Regions from separate parts of the Mus musculus genome. Here region 2 is linked to region 1. A link is a loop called in an ENCODE intact Hi-C map of the cell type or tissue named here. Cell type or tissue: left cerebral cortex. All regions are shown on one strand. Each heading gives the region's core, and the rest is flanking DNA. Links, peaks and the distances in the headings are about the cores only.

Region 1 (8,261 bases), core at 1,818-6,817:
TGATGAATAATTGGGGTGAAGGGAATCCCTTTGCTGTCCCCCCAAATCGCACAATCATGTACTTCCAGTACACAAAGAGGGTCAGAAGCCACTATCATGGCTCCTGGTTCTCTGGAGTCCCCGGAGAAAGAGAAATTTTTTTTTTCCTATTAGTTTTGCGCTGCAGTGCTCTGGTAGAACAAATCCGGATTCCACGAAAAATGTGGAGGGGGCGGGAGCAAACTGCCCATGACGGAAGGCAGTGGCAACTTGAGGTCCACTGCTTGCTTTGATTTGGTTTTGAAGCTTGTAAAAGAAAGGGAGAGAAGCAAGCAGTGAGACTCGGGGACAAGGAACGTCATTGTGCTGTCATTTGTGCTTTGTACGCGGGACAAGGAGATCCCCGCGGGTTTCACCTCTGGAGCGGTTCACTGCTCAGCCTCCTTCAAGCCCTGAGAGTTTTCCAAGTCTTATCCCCTGTCCTATTTTAACAAGTACCTGGCAATAAACGGGTGGGGCAGGACAAAGGTCTGGAAGCCGGAAAGCAGCGGAAAACCCTAAACCCCCGCAACAAGCAGATAGCACATCAGCTGGGCTTGTAGCGAGGAGTGCAGGGCTCCCAGCTCTGCCTAGCAGGTTGCTAGGAGCCCCGCATCCAGAGTCCTTGGCTTGGCTCTGGGTTCTAGGGGCCCAGGTTAGGCGTCCACAGGCTTCCAGTCCTGGCCACGGAGCTAGAGAGAAAGGCACAGAGGCCCGGGAGACTTCTCTCCACGCGGGCAGAGTCTGCAAGCTCCTTTAGCCTAGTAAATTGTTTTCCTTTCCTTATACCCGCCCCGGTCGTGTTTCTTTTCAGGACAAGAGGGGATATAAACTGTTTGAAGTTCATCAGCACGGTGAAGTTTTATTGTATTTCCGGTCCCTAAAAGAGAAGCCGGCAGCCAGGCAGACTCCCTCCTTATCTCCGAGTTTCCACGCCAGGGACACACACGTGGCCAAGCGGACACTTGCCTTCGGGAGCAGGGAGGGAGAGAGCCCGCTCCGATCGACTCTCCCTCACCGGCTCAGGTAAGTCTAAGAGGCCTCTGATAGTTGTGGCATCAACTGAGCCACAACCTGTGAGGATGTGCGAAGTGACTTTGTAGGGATGGAAGAGAGCGGGAGACAAGGATGTACTCAGACTAGAGGAAGCAAACTTGTTCTCTGCCTTTCCCCAGCCAGGTCCTCAACGTCTCCACTTCTTTGTAAATGTGGAAAAGAGTGGCCTACCTGGGGCTGTCCAGCAGCTGTGAAACCAGAGTCCTATCGTATGCCAGCAGAGTGACTGTTTCAGCCTTATTGTTTGTGCCCTAGAATTCACGGTGCCTTCTAACCCTGACTTTCTCCATCAATTTTTTTTTCCTCAGTTCTACTTGGCTCCACTCTCCTGTCTACTCCCCTGTCTCAAGGCTGGGGTTGCCTTAGAGTTGGATATCTGAGAGCTGCCTGGGAGTCTGGGTAACCCTGGAGCCCAGGGCCTGGCCAGATGGTGAGTGTGTGCGAATCTCCCTAGCAGTTTGAAGTTAGGAATCCTTTTCATCTGGGGAGCCCTCCAACTCCGGTCTGTGCTGAGAGGCCAAGTAGGTATCTCACAAAGGCCCTGGCCGGGCTTAGACCTGGGCCTTGGTCAGGATTCTTGAAGTCAGTTCTGGATTTCTGGGTCCAGTACTTCAAATTCCTGGTTAACTAGCAGCGGACCTCTGTTAGGAAAAAGTGGAAGAAAACAAGTTAAGCAGAGGAAGTAAATTGCGTGGCCATTTTAGCTCACGGGGGGGTGCCCCAGTGAGCCCTCACCCGCCAGGCAGCTTGAGCCGGGACTGTTGAGTGAAGTAGGTAGTTTCATGTTGTTGGGCCTGGCTTTCTGAACACAACGACATCAAACCACCTGATTCATGGCAGTTACTGCTTCTTGCTTAGCTGGGGGAGTTCGGTAGGGTTCCTCAGGACTGGCGTGTCAGTTCCCCCTGCAAAATAATAAAACAGGCTTGAGGGTCCTCAACTGAGAATAGCAAAGATGTTCCCTCAAGAAGAAACCTGGGGAATTCTGAGGATGTCTCTTCACCTTTTAGAGATAGATGGGTAGGTAGACAGAGAGAGGGAGAGGGAGAGGGAGAGGGAGAGGGAGAGGGAGAGGGAGAGGGAGAGGGAGAGGGAGAGGAGAGGGATAAAATGTGAATATTGTTATCTCTCAAAGGCAATGTAGGGGTTAAGCTCTTTTGCTGCAAAGTCAAGGATAACAGTCAGGGCTTCAAGCCTTTGGGTTGTAGGCTCCTGTCTGCAGCCAGATCTTCCCTGAAAGGTCTCTGCACAGAATTGGTTTCCAACAGGGCTACGGGGGTGGGGTGGGGGGGTGGGGGGTTGTCCTCTGAGTCTTTGTAATCTTTGGATGGGGGGTGGGGGAGCTATACCTCAGCCAAAGTTTGAAGCTCCTCTAAGGAGCCAGTAGGTCCCAATCCCAAAGAGAAAAATCAAGACCCTTTGCAGTCTCAGCCTTCAGGTTGTCAGGGTTCCTTCTAGGGCCCCCTAGTGGGACAGGGCTTCCTGTGTGTGTGTGTGTGTGTGTGTGTGTGTGAGAGAGAGGGGGGGGGGTATGAGGAGTCCTTCCTTTCCTAAATTCTAGTTGGCTCTTTACCCACTAGCTGAGCTGGCCTGTGGGTTCACACAAAGCCTGAGGACCTCCAGCCTCTGGGAGAAGGGCCTAACCAGCAGGGGAATCTAAACTGCTAGGTTACTCAGTATGTACAGCCTGCTGTAATGGCGGGATTAGAGTCCGGACAGGGTAAGGCAGTTTGTCCTCTCTGACCCTAGCCCTTCAAGGCTGCTGCTGGCTCTGTGCCCAGGAAAGAAGTTCTTTGGAGTGCTGGTGGGAAGAAGGACTTGCCAACGAATAGGCTAACTTTTGTTCCTAAACCCGTTCCCTGCTTGAGGCAGAGGAAATGTGCAAGGGGCCCATGAAAGAGGCCCTGACCGGATGGGACTCGGCGCCAGGCTGATTTAGATTCGGGGTGGGGGGGGTTGGGGGAGTGGGGATCGGTGGGTTGGGAGGGGGCATTGAACAAGAGGCCTCTGCAATGGCAGAAAGCACAGAGAGACCCACTCCCAGTGCAGAGCAGTCTTTCTACAACTCACTGCTCTGATTAAAAAAAAAAGAAAAAAGAAAAAAAAAGGACCTTAGACAATGTCCTATGACATCTGCGTATCTTCCTCTGTGGGCTAAGGGGGTCTGGGATGTTCCTGCTGCCTTACCTTGCTTCTTTGAGGACTACTTAGAAACCCAAACAGGCAACAGAAGCCTGGCCACCTTCCCTCCCTTGGTTCCCCACCCACCCTGGCCACCTCCTCCCAGGAAAAGTGCTGTAAAAAAATAAAAAAGAAAGAAAGAAAAAAGAAAAAAAAAAAGAAAAAGGGGGGATTTAAGAGAGAAAGGAGGAAATAAAGTCTTTGGAAAGCAGAGAGTTTTACAACAGCCAAAGGTTTTATGGAAGCAATTATGTAATAGCTTTCTACCTGCTCAGAACCCTTTCCGCTCTGCCTGCCGCCCACTGCCCACTCCGTTTGGTCTCCTTGATGCCTCCTCCCAAAGGACTCAGTCACCTCCCACTGTCTTGGATATCTGTGATGGCTGAGAGTTGGTAAGAAGATTCCTCAGGTCCAATGGGGCCACTGACCTCTGACATCCTATGCCGGATGACAGAAGATTTCGTTATTTTTCAATTAAGACCCTTCCTTGGGGTTGTGGAAGCTCCCAGGTTTGAGTCCCTGTGTACAGAACTTGATACCTGTTTGGAAATTATTTTGGACAAAGGGCGTGGGTTCTGGGATCTTATTTTTCGCCTCCAATGTCTAATGGAACATGTATCTTCAAACCTCACTGTATCCCAGAGTAGGTCTGGAGTCTAACCTGGGGCTCAGAAGAAATGTCTCCAGTGCCTGGGGACTTTAACAAGGTTGTTGTATGCAGCAGTGTTTTGTCCTTCACAGTGCTATAACCTTCACAGTCACCTGAGGACTGACACACTCAGTTGGCTCCTTTCCCTTCACACTTGTACAAGATACAAATAATAATATCTCCACCCTTATCCCCTTCAATACCATGAAATAAGTGTCACATAGTGCATGCTGTCTCTGCCGGCTGGGGGAAGATACGAAGTAAAAAGTAAAAAGATTTCATGGCTGGATAACAAAAGTCACCAAATTTCATGACCTTTTCTGGGTCAGTTGGAGGTATTTGTTTCATCTTCCATTAAAATGTTCCAGCAGGACACTGTAATTGAATCCAGCTTTAAGTCACACACATTTGTTTGAAGATGTAGTATGAATTTTGCTTGGATACTAAGTTAGGAGGCAAGATTCACATCAGCTTTTGTATAGCCAAAATTTAGACATTAATATCCAGGTTTTTGTCTTCCCTATAGGTGTATTGTTTTTTTAAAAAATATATGCACACCAGCTTTGGGGTTATATTTAAAAAAACAAGACATAATCACTGTTAGCATTCATTATTCACATAACCACATATGAACAATTAGATCTTAAATGCCTATGCCCCGACACATTTAGTATTACAGTTGGAAAGATAATTGTATATCCTATAAAGGTATATAATAGAGCATATTTGACCTCTAGACTCCCTTACAGAAATATTAGTTTGAAACAGACACGCAAGTCAAATACATCTGCTTAAACCCAGAAGGCATCAATATCAGCTGTAGCTTATCACCTAAAAACAAACTATTTTCTCTTTTCTCACAGTTTTCTTCCCCCCCCCTTGTACTCCCATTTCAATCTCTAGATTTTCTCTTCTTACTGACAGAGACACCCTCACCCCACCTCCCACCAAAGACTCTCCCAAAATGCAGGCACTTACCCCGGCTGGTTGTGGTCAGCAGCAGCCTCTCTTCTTGGCTGCCCTGGGCCCCAGTGTGGTCCAGAGGTTTTGCCTTCCTGTTTTTGTTTGTTTGTTTGTTTGTTTTCATGCTACATGCCACTAGCCCCAGCTGTGTTCAGCCAAAGCTCCAGTGTAAGACATGACAAGGGGCTTTAGGGGATGTGGGGTTTCCTTTCTCTCTAGGACTGGAGGTGGCTTGCAGAGAGCTTTGCTCTCTGGACAGAGTGACCCCACTGTAATGTGACTTTTGTTAAGTATCTGTAGGTCCTAGGGGCCACAATTCTGTGTGTTCTGGCATGGTGGGTACCATTGCCTAGGAAGGGAAAAAGATTTGAGGGGTTCCAGGGATCACCAAGCATTTCAGCAAGGGGCCACCCACCCTGGTGACCATTTTGTCCTTTGCCTCTGTTGAAGCTGAGCTCAAGTTTGAGGCAGCAATCCCTTCTGGAAAGCTTGCAGCAAGGGTGAGACTCCTTGCTGCTGCTGCTGCTGCTGCTGCTGCTGTCTTCCCCTGGAGGGGGTGAGATGGGGTATACACCCCAGGGATGAGGGGGAAAGTTCATTCTCTTCTGTAATCACCTCTCCAGAGAAGACAAGCTTCCCAAATCTGTCTCTTCCACTTTGTGTGCCCCCCCCCCCCGCAATCCCCAGCATCTTCTTACTTAGAAAAACTACTTCTTACTTAGAAAAGAGGCCTGGGTCTCCTCTTCACCCATCAGTGATTCCAGGAGGGATTAAGAACGGCTCCCTGGGCAGCTATAACCCACAAATATGAATTTAAACGGATTATCTCCCTCTTACAGGGCACAAGCCAGGAGCCCAAAGGTTCTTCCTCTGATCCTTTCTCTAAACTAAACCAGTGAAGAATCTGCAGCAAAGCCCGGGAGAGGAATGGGAACCAGGAGGGCAGCGGGCAGAGCCCAGCGCCTATACAGCTTGGGTCTTAAAAACAGCCTTGCTCCATCACGTTTCCATAAATAAAAGAGCCCCGGCCCAGAGTTCACATGTCCTTTTGGGCCCTAATTTATATACTACAGAAAATCATATACCCACCTCGACATGCTTCATAACGCTGTTATTTATGGCTGGGGAGGGGATTTTTTTTTTTTTGGCCTGAAGACTATATTTATTACAGGTAAAACTGATGGCAGATTTCATAGGACTAGCAAAGCAGGAACAGGTGCTCTGCCCTAACTATGATTCATTCGCTCCAGGCCCAGCTTCTTGCTGGCAGATCCGGGAAGCTCTCTTGACTTTTCCAAGCGTCCAACCGCTACTTAGAAGAATTTGCATCGGATTTTTGTTTCCCCATTTGGATACTACAGGGAAAAAAATAGATCTTCACGCTGTTTGGTTCCGGATCTGCTGGGCTGTCGCTCTCCAAGAGCGTGGGTGGAATTGAAGGGGCCGGCTGGGCGCCCGCATTGATCTTTAAAAAATCATTTTGAAATCGCCATAATGTGAAGAAATATGGCGCTTCGCCCTCGTATTTCACACGTAATGACACGAGATGGCTTCATTTAGAAAGACAAGCGGGCGGGACTGTGTGTGTGCTCTCGGAGGTGATCCGCAGCCTTCCACTGGGCAGTAGGGGTACTGGCTAAAAACATATTGACCCCCAAGTTAGAACGGTTCCACTTTTTCTAAAAGAAGGGGAGGCTAAGGAGGGAGTCATGGCCCCCGGAGCAGTCTGCCTAATAACGGTCCAGACTCAGAGAATAGCCAAGAAATCTGTCTTTAAACCTAACCCGAGGAAACCAAGCCTGTCTAGGGGCCCGGCCTCCCAGAGCACCACACCGGGGGAGGCGCCTGCACCCAGGCAGAAGCTGTAGAGGCAAGAGCTGGGAGAGCCGCCAGGAAACCAGCCCGTGGCCTCGGGGGAGTCCCTGCGCAGGGCCGCAGATTAGCTGCTAATAAAATGCACTATTTGTAATCTCCACGAGAGGATTGTAGGCGAGAAGGCGGCGGGTGGGGGAAACGGACTGATGCCGGGGACTCCTCTGTACTTGCTACCGTCCTATGTCAGTATTTGGACCTTTTCCAGAGCGGCAATTCCGGGTGAAAAGCGCTAGAGTGCTGAGAATTTAGCTGGCCTCTTTCCCTTTTTGGATGGAAAGGAAGGTAACCCGGTGTTCCTTACTGTGCCGTTTGGGGAGTCTTCTTCCCCTTCTCCTTTAATCATTTCCCACATTAGCCCTCTCATCTGGACATTTTTAAGGGTCTCAGAGATTCCTGGATGAAGGACAAGAAATGACCATGGACCCAGCCTTTCACAAAGGCCCAAGAAAAATTTTAAGGAGTTAAACAAGACTGGTTAGTCTCCCGAAACTCTAGTTCCAGGGCCTGGTGTGTCTCTTTGGCCTTAGGCAGGCTATAATTTCAAGACAGATAATGATTCTTTGGACACTAGTCCCCTTTCGCCTCTCTCAGCTGCTAAAGGATCAAGGGAAGAGCCTAGTCACGTAAATCTCCCCAAATTGTGCCCTGAACCCCCTCCAAAGAGGATAACTGTCCTATAAAAGCCCCAACTTCTTTCTCATCCTTTTACTTCATCTCCTGTGGGTCGCTGTACTGCTGTTGTTTAATAAACATCTCTGTCAAGGGGACAGAGGACAGGAAATGAGGGCCCGCGGGGTGGAGGTGGAGGTGTTGGGGGGGGGCGACAAGACTACCTCCTCTTTAATTACCCTGTCGGGCCTCTCCCGCAGCTCTGAGGCTGGGGCGCTCTCCCTCCCTGTATGCTGGTCCTCCCCCCCCCCCCAATCTGCCTGGGGAGAGGGCTCCTCAGCCTGCGTCCCTCCTGAGGCAGCCCGCTGCTTGCCTCCGCCTCTCCTCCGCCCCCATCGCCCCATGTTGAGAACCCCCCTTCCTGTAAAAGCGGGAGGGGCCCGGGCGGCCCGGCAGCTCAGGCTGAGGTTACGTGGCCGCCGGAGCCCTGACGTGATAGCACATTGCATCAGCATAAAACAATCCATCCTGGATATGGAATGCGGTGAGGACGGATGACAGCGCGAGCGCAGCCCCCTCGCCCGATTGATTTATGTCGGAGCTGACGCTTTATCAGGCAGTCCGCAAAACTTTGACCAATCATTTTGCAAGGAGCTCCGAGCCGGGCTGCTCCACTGTACTTTGTTGGCTGAGAAGTTGAGCAGGGGGTGGGGGTGGGAGGGTGGGGGTCTGGGGGGGGTCGCGTCCGAAAGCCCTCTGCACCGGGTCCGTGTGCCACCTTTTCCCTGCTTGGGCGCCGCGGCGCGAGCGCTTCCCTTCCCCCTGCGAGCGCGCGGATAATGTCTGAGAATGTCCATTTCTGGGACGCTTAGCAGCTATTATGTCGACTCGATCATAAGTCACGAGAGCG
Region 2 (8,261 bases), core at 1,401-6,400, 75 kb before region 1:
GTAGCGGTGGTGGTCTCATGACCTCTTTCTTCCCCTTCCATGGGCTTCCTCCAACACAACCTTTTTCCCTAGAGGCTTCCCCTGGTGTCCCTTTGCCCCGTGTTAGGCCTGCTGGGAACTCACAGGGAAGCAGAAACATGCCACCCATTCCCTTTCCCACAGTGCACATAGGAAAACTGGGCCAGGAGTCTGGGGGATGGGTGTGAGGCTTGCCCAACGTTCTAACATGCTGGCCTCTAGAGCAGGGACCTGTAATATTTGTAATGTTTGGCGGGACTAGGCTCAGAATTGCTAATGGTTTTTGAGTCAGATCTGAGCTGAATGCCAGGGTTGGGTATCTAAGCTCTGACCCTTGCAAAGCTAGGGGTTGGAAGAGGGAGTTGGGGACCAGGGTTTGGTGGGTGGGGTGGGATACAACAGCCAGTCTTCTATTCAGGCTATATAGCTGGTGTGGTTGCTCACAGTCCAGGAGCAGAGGTATTTGGTCACTGCTCTTTGTTTTTTTCAAAGCCATTCTCTTCTCTCTGCTTTTGACTCTACTCACAGATTCACTGGCTTGACAAAGCTCTCCAGGTTCTAGAGCCCTCAGAGAGAGCATGCAGCAACTAGCCTCGCCTCTAGAATCTTTTTCATCTTGCCCCAAGAGGATGTTGCAGGGCTGCTCAGATTAGAGAGCTAAGGAGTCCCTCTGACTAAGCCTGCCATGCCTCCATCCCACTGGCATGCCTCCATCCCACTGGCTCTTGGATCTCAATGTCAGCTTATCTAAAAAGATTTTCCTCTAAGGCTTAAAGAATAGACTTCATTTTAAGACAGCCTTGGGAGAGATGTTCTAGCCCCACATAGGGCCTCCCAGGCCTGTAAACCAGGTCTTTTCTGCCCCGGGCTGACATCCCTTTTCCAGTCACAGGCTGCAGTCACCACAGTGCAGCAGGCCTTTCCAGACTTCAGCAAAGAATAATGAGAAACTGGGCAAGAGGGCAGAAGAGGAAAAATGTGTGTGTTCTTTGGGAGAAAGAAAGTAACATGAAACAGAAGAAAGAAGAGAGAGAAATACAAAACGACAGTGAAAAGAACAAAAGAAATAACAGAGCAAATGTCAAATAAGAAGGGAAACAAAAACCAAAAAGAATAGATTCAAAGACGCAGACACTAGAATGCAAGCAATAAAGAGAGAAAGAAAGAAACGGAGAAAAAAGGATATGCAATCAAGATATCTAAAATCGAAGGAAAGACAGAAAAAGAATCTCAAACACAAAAGGGGCAGAAAAACTCACAAAAGAATAAAGACAGGGAAAACATTGTCTGGAGAAAAGAGGAAGGAGCAGAACAAGACCAAGACTAAGACCAGGTCATTCTCAGGAAGCCAGGAGAAGTGGAGAGACCACACAATGTTCAGCCGGGCGCATGCAGTCCTGTGGATCCCGCAAATCTCGGTCTTTTCGGAGAAGGAAGTGTTCCCCAGCCCCACTGCGAATAAATCATCCAACGACCTGAGGGCCGCCATCATTGCCACGCCATACACTCAGGATAAAGAAGGCAGCGAGCTCTCACTTTACAATAAAATAAAGCAAAATTTAACCAATGCCCCTAAGTGGAGCGGGTGGGCTCGTCTTGCTCCCTCCCTCCTGAGCCCGAGTTGGGGCGGGAGCTGACAACGAGGTGTCAAGTCCCCGTGGCCGGAACCCCTGGGGGCGGGTCGGCCTCGCTCAAAGGCAAGGCTGTAAAGGTCATAGGCGGTCTGCGGGGCTGCGCTGAATGGGATCCTGGGAGGTAAACAGACTCTTAACTTTCAACTTGGCCTTGACCTTCCTGGAAGTGTCTGGCGGGTATGTAAAGGAGCCTGCTGAGGCTTTCAGTGCATTTGGCTGGGTCAGTAAAGGGGGCTCTAAGGCTACAGACTCCTCCCGGTGGGTCTAACACGAGGTTCCCAGCGGGACACAAAGAATTCTGTGAAGCTGGAGAAAGGACTGGGGACGCTATTGGGGAGACCAGAGGACCACGGGTTGGGAAGGGGTTTGGGAGCTGAACTCCTGCAGAGTCCCAGGGGCGGAATCTCAGTTTCTGTGTGGGACCCCCGGTTCCTACGCTAGGAAGAAGTGATCTAAATGTTCTAGGGCAGTTCTTCCTTTTAAATAAAAGCAAATCATTTCATTATTCACGTACACACACGGGAGCGCAAATTGAAGTCGCATTTGTCCAGTTTGCAAAATGCTTTCATATGCAAAATCTCATTCCTGTAAGGTAAGAATTATTAGCACCATTTTTAGAGAGAAGGAGGCCAAGTCCTGTTTTCGAATCCCGTTGAGATATGGGGCAAGTCACACAACAGAAGCACTCTCACATATATGAACATGCAAAGATAACAGGAGCCTAGCTGGAATGCTAATAACTGTAATACCTAGACCTGTTACCTGGGATAAAATACACGCCGAATAAATTTCTGAGGGAACAAAACCAAATTCTTCCTACTATTTATGTTGAAACATGTCTGATCCAGAGGGAGTTTTCTAGCACAGCTAAGAGTGTCAAAGTTTAAGCTGGTCAGTCCCCATTCTGTAAGGAGTCTCTGCAGCCTTCCTCCTGTGCATGTTTATATAAGCATTTTACCTCCAAAAAGCTCAGTTGTAGCCATTGCTGCTGTGGTTTTTTTTTTTTTCCCCTCTCAGTACATTATAAATAGAACCCAGGGCCTCACACACTGCTAGAAATTATTGTTGTTTAATTATTGTTCTTCCTAAGTTGGGATACAACTGGTTGGGGTGGGAGCAAAGCAGGAATCCTAGGCATACGGGGTCTTAACAAATTGAATACCCCCACATAACCAGCGTCCACGTGGAGATAACATTTCTAGGGCCTTAGAAAGTCTCTTTATTACCTCTCTCTCTCTCTTTTTTTTTTTTTTTTGGCTCGTTTCTATTTTGAATCCCGTTGAGATATGGGGCAAGTCACACAACAGAGGAACTCGCATATATGAACATGCAAAGGTAACAGGAGCCTAGTTCAAATGCTAATAAACCTAATACCTAGACCTGTTCCCTGGGATAGAATACCCAAAGCTCTTGAACTATATAGACATGGAAATCATAAAGACGTAGTCTTTTATATCTGGCTTCTTTCACCAGTGTCATTTGCTGGGTTTTAATCCCCATGTTTCATTCCAGCCTGATTTCCTTTGCCTATCCCACTCTCGCTAGAATCTGACTTGCTTCCAGTTTTGAATATCTATGGCTAGTGCTTCGGCAAACCTAGTGCATGACACCACAATTACTCTTTTTTTTTCTTCCTTTCTAAAAGTGGGAACCAGCGGGGACATGGTTCATTGGTAGAATATTTATCTAGCACGTGTGATGCTCTGGGTTCAATTCTGAGTTCTGAGAGGAAAGAGAGAAAGAAAAGACTAAGTTGTTTCTATCATGCCAGCAGCTCTTGGGAGGGAGATGCAGGAAGATCAGAATTTCAGAGATACCTTCAGCTACAAAGGGAGCTTGAGGCCAGTGTGTGGCATAAAATGCTGTGAGAATTTGCATGTCATATATCCCAGGGGCCATGCAAATCTTCTGGATATCTATGCAGTTTCAGTAATCTAAAAAAGAAAGTGTTAGAACATACCCCACGATGGATGTAAAAATTTCCCTTATACCCAGAAGTGTTGTTTTGTCAAATGATTTTGATTTTTTTTTTAAAAAAGTAAAGGCCACTCATGCTGTATCAGCATTAATAAACTTACACACATCTTTCCTCCCCACCAAAGACAGGGTTTCTCTGTGCAGCCCTGGCTGTCCTGAAACTCTGTCTGTAGAGCAAGCTAGGTCTGAAAAGGCCTGCCTCTGCCTCCCTGGTGCTGGAATCAAAGGTGAATGCCACTGTATCTCTACATCCCAGCATACAGGCATCTGTGTCTACAGAAACCTAAGAACTGGGAAGTTCGAAATCTTTAGGGGGGAAATCCTGGTGTTTCTGCCCTTCATGATTGGGTGAACAACAACCTGGATTGGGCTTTGGGAAGCAGTGAACAGACACCTTCCTCTTTTTTCCTTTCTCTATGTTTTCAAATGTGATAAAAATCAGAGGGGATGTTTGTGCTTCATGTCAGTTATTAACAATGTCTGTTGGGAGTGATACACAGTATACTACAGGCCTCCATTCTGGCTTTCATAGGCCCTTTCCCACAAAGTGACTCAAGTTCAAGTTTAGGCTTTGGCTGAGCCGGACTCAGCTCAAGGGGTTCGATTCTTTATTACAAACAAACTCTTGATGTAGAATAGAAAAGTTCAAATTTTCTGCCGGGGTGAGGGGAAACCTGAGAGAAAACTAGAAGACACAAAGGGATTTCATGTGAAAGTGATACAGGAAAGAAACAAAAAACAAAAAACAAACCAACTTTAAGGGCAGATTTGTGAAACAAGCCATTTGAATCTACAGCACAATAGGCCCCAACAGAGGGCCTCGGACAATTCTAGCAGTTGGGGTAGTTCACTCTCTCTCTCCTCCTCTTTAACTTCCAAGGAAATTTAAAGAGGCAGCTAGGGGGTCCTGAGCTTTCTAGTCCCTCAGTCCTGTGGAAGTGTGCTGGGGCCAGGGTTCGGTTCCTGGACTTTCCGGCCTAGAGAGCGGCACCAAAGAGCAGAAAGGCCCCCACACAGACCAAGCTCCTGCAATCTTGGGACCCAGGATCCCCACAGGTGGGGATGGCCACGAAACCAGCCTTGGCTCCCCCAGACTGCAGATTCCAGAAAAAGGGATACAATCTTGACCCCCCCTTCCCATTTGTGATGTTTCAACCTCTCCCTCTCTCCCTCTCCCTTTTTTCCTCTCTTCCTTTCTCCTCCCTCTCTGCCTACCCCCCCCCCCCCCGCCAGCCTTCCTTTTCCACACCGAGTCTATTCCTTCAAGTAAAGCCCCTGTACGCCTGTGTCTCTTGGTCTCTTTCTCCACCCTTAAACGGAAATCCAGACCCCCTTCCCAGACATTGGCTCTATTTCCCCTTCAGATCCGGACACTGCGTTCCCTGAGCCAAGCACTGCACGTTTTCAACGTTCCTTCGTGTCCCCCGCCCCTTGGCTCCGCCTCATCCCCATTGGGGCCTCCGGGCTTTCAGTGTTGTGACTAGGCAGGGTCCTTGGGGGACAGACCTGGAAGGCACTTGCCTGGGCGCAGTGTATTAGGGACAGAAAGGATATCTACAATGAGCTACGGTGGCTAGTACCCAGCCTCCAAGCACAGAGCTCCCTGACGCCTACAGTTCTCATTCCCATCTCAGAAGCATTCCCGGGTTCTCCTTTGAGGCAGCCCGAAGTGGCCTCCCAGCCCTTCCCCCGACTCCCCTCATCCCCAGGAGATGGACACTTTATTGGGAGAGCTTTTTATTCTCTCGTTAAACCTGCCAAAGCGCAGAAGACTGGGAGCCAGGAAGAGAGAGAGAGAGAGAGAGAGAGAGAGAGAGCGCAGGCAGAGACCCGAGACAGCAGGCAGAAGCAGAGACACATATAGAGACAGAGACACAGAACACATACAGATAAAGACAGAGACACACATACAAAAAGAAAAAGAGACAGGCGGAGAGGAAGAGAAGGGAAGAGAGGAGGCGGAGCCGGGCTCCCCGTCCCTTCTCCCCCTGCAATTTCTGCGGGAGGATTTTATGAGCCTCTCTCCCCCAGGCCACAGCCAATCAGCGCTCATGCCCGGGCTCTTGCGTCTCTTGCGTCAAGACGGCCCAGCCAGGCGAATGCAGGCGCCGTTCGAGCTGGGAGCGATTTAAAACGCTTAGGATTCCCTGGGCCTGGGTGGGGAGAGACAGCTTGCTGCCCCCTAGAACCCTCACCCTCGGCTCCCCATGAGCCGATCATTGGCTCCATGGAGCCCGGCAATTATGCCACCTTGGACGGGGCCAAGGATATCGAAGGCTTGCTGGGAGCTGGAGGGGGTCGGAATCTAGTCTCCCACTCCTCCCCACTGGCTAGCCATCCCGCGGCTCCAACGCTGATGCCAACTGTCAACTATGCCCCCCTGGATCTGCCAGGCTCTGCAGAGCCACCAAAGCAGTGCCACCCTTGTCCTGGGGTGCCTCAGGGGGCATCTCCAGCTCCTGTGCCTTATGGCTACTTTGGAGGCGGGTACTACTCTTGCCGAGTATCCAGGAGCTCCCTGAAACCCTGTGCCCAGACGGCCGCCCTGGCTACCTACCCTTCGGAAACTCCTGCACCTGGGGAGGAGTATCCCAGCCGTCCCACCGAGTTTGCCTTCTATCCGGGCTACCCGGGACCATACCAGCCTATGGCCAGTTACCTGGATGTGTCTGTGGTGCAGACCCTGGGAGCCCCCGGAGAGCCTCGCCACGATTCTCTGCTTCCCGTGGACAGTTACCAGCCCTGGGCCCTGGCCGGTGGCTGGAACAGCCAGATGTGTTGCCAAGGTGAACAGAACCCACCAGGTCCATTCTGGAAAGCAGCGTTTGCAGGTAAGTTCTACTCTGGCTCCCCTTGGCTCAGCATGGGCTACGCTGGCACTTGCTGGGAAGGAGGAAGAGGAGAGGAAGGGAAACTTCGGGCTGATGAGGAGGGGCCTAGGGTTCCTGGGTTATTTACTAGGACTGTGAGGGAGGGTCCAGGCAACAAGAGGGCCTCAGAGGGTCAGAATAAGGGGCCTCAGCAGGGTGCTAGCCTTCCTGACTTCTCCAGGAGGCTCTAGGACCAGTCTTTGAATATGTCGGGAGAACCTTGGATCTCTGCTGTTGATTGGGGGCAAAGAGTCCCTACCCAGCACAATCCCAGACTAATTCTGCCCAAAGGCCAAATGACATAATCCAGTGGTCTCGAGAGTGGCATTGAGAGGTGGGATCGGAGATATTGGGTGTTTCCTCGAGAATATAACCCTTTCCTTTTTTTAGGTCAATTTCGAAAGGAAAATTTAGGTTTTCTTTGACTGAGGGTGTATTGAAGGGTGTGTTCGTGAGTGTGCGTGTAAGTGTGTGTGCATGGTGTTTGTGTGTGTATGTGTGTGTTGGGTAGGGAACAGAACCCTGTTTTCTCATGTACATAATTTGCCAGTTTGGAGGAGTGGCTGAATCCGAACACGCATGTGAAAGTGGATTGTGTGATTGTGGACAAAAACCTGACAGGGTGGGTGTGTTTGCAGACTCCTGGTGTGAGGTCAGTGATGGTGGGGGTGGCCAGTAGGAGCAGAGGCTGAGTGAGTGGCTATCAGAGAATCAGGCAGAATCTAGGGCTGTGTGCTTTGAGGGAGCCGGGCCCACACATAGGATGATCAGGAAGCGCCTGCAGGATGACGTAGCCCTGAGGCGTGCAGGGCCTGGGTCTGCGCTTGATCTTGCGCTAGAGAGGGGACTAAGATGCCTTTTCTTCCCTCTCTTTTTCCACCACACAGAGCCCAGTGTCCAGCACCCTCCTCCCGACGGCTGTGCCTTCCGCCGAGGCCGCAAAAAACGCATTCCCTATAGCAAGGGGCAGTTGCGGGAGTTGGAGCGGGAGTATGCAGCCAACAAGTTTATCACTAAGGACAAGAGGCGCAAGATCTCGGCAGCCACCAGCCTCTCTGAACGCCAGATTACCATCTGGTTTCAGAACCGCCGGGTCAAGGAGAAGAAGGTTCTTGCCAAGGTCAAGACCAGCACTACCCCGTGAGCACCAGAGGGGATGGGCAGGGGAAGAGGGCTTGTCCTGGAGAACTGGGAGCCTGCCAGGGCCAGGACTGGCAGAGGACTCGGCTGAGGGACCCCAAGAGATGACACCTTTAGCAGGCTTCTGAGTTCTGGACTGTTCCTCGGGGCTATCCTGCATGTGCCGGGAGCGGGAGGCTCCTCCATCACGGTTCTGAAGAACCTGTATCAGTCATAATCATTCATCTGGACCGTGGTGATAATCTCATAACCAGTACTAGTTGTCATGATAATTAGCCTCATATTTTCTATCTAGAGCTCTGTTGAGCACTTAGAAATCGCTTTCATGAGTTGAGCTGATTGTGAATAAATTCGGAAGACGATCTTGTAGGACAGTTTCCTCTCAGATTCCTTTCCATGTACACTCAGTGTGCCCCCCTTCTAGTGGTGGAGGGGAGAGAGAATGGGGTGGGGGGACAAAGGTAGATTCATCCTTCTAAGGTGCCCATACCCACTTGGCATTTTTCTGAGATGATACCAGGGCAGGATAGACCAGTTAGAGAGTGCTTCTCCCTCCTCCCTGCCCACCTTCTCCTGTGGTCTCCTTCCTCCTGGACAACCTCCTAGGCTATACACAATGGGA

The links. A loop is a pair of places that touch in the nucleus more often than their neighbours do. Peaks named below come from ENCODE experiments on the same cell type or tissue, not always from the same donor. Only the 100,000 strongest peaks of a DNase experiment are listed, where the experiment ranks them.
Region 2: it touches region 1 in a loop (2.0-fold over the local background); 5 of 42 quality-filtered maps call a loop at or near these places.

The regions. Positions count from the first base shown.
Region 1 is chr11:96,263,342-96,271,602 of GRCm38, forward strand. Gm51876 (a long non-coding RNA gene) reads right to left here and starts at 5,710. Exons shown (of 3, transcript XR_003949606.1): 1 at 4,883-5,710; 2 at 1,810-1,979; 3 at 1,500-1,715. Mir196a-1 (microRNA 196a-1) reads left to right here and starts at 1,823; the gene lies at 1,823-1,924. It overlaps Hoxb9 (homeobox B9), which reads left to right and starts at 7,989. Exons shown (of 2, transcript NM_008270.2): 1 at 7,989-8,261. The coding sequence starts at 8,201. Gm53 (predicted gene 53) reads left to right here. Exons shown (of 3, transcript NR_037977.1): 3 at 833-1,143. In left cerebral cortex, for the core only: no CTCF peak of the experiment used is centred there; no DNase peak of the experiment used is centred there.
Region 2 is chr11:96,188,587-96,196,847 of GRCm38, forward strand. Hoxb13 (homeobox B13) reads left to right here and starts at 5,730. Exons shown (of 2, transcript NM_008267.4): 1 at 5,730-6,460; 2 at 7,387-8,024. The coding sequence starts at 5,857. The coding sequence ends at 7,643. In left cerebral cortex, for the core only: no CTCF peak of the experiment used is centred there; no DNase peak of the experiment used is centred there.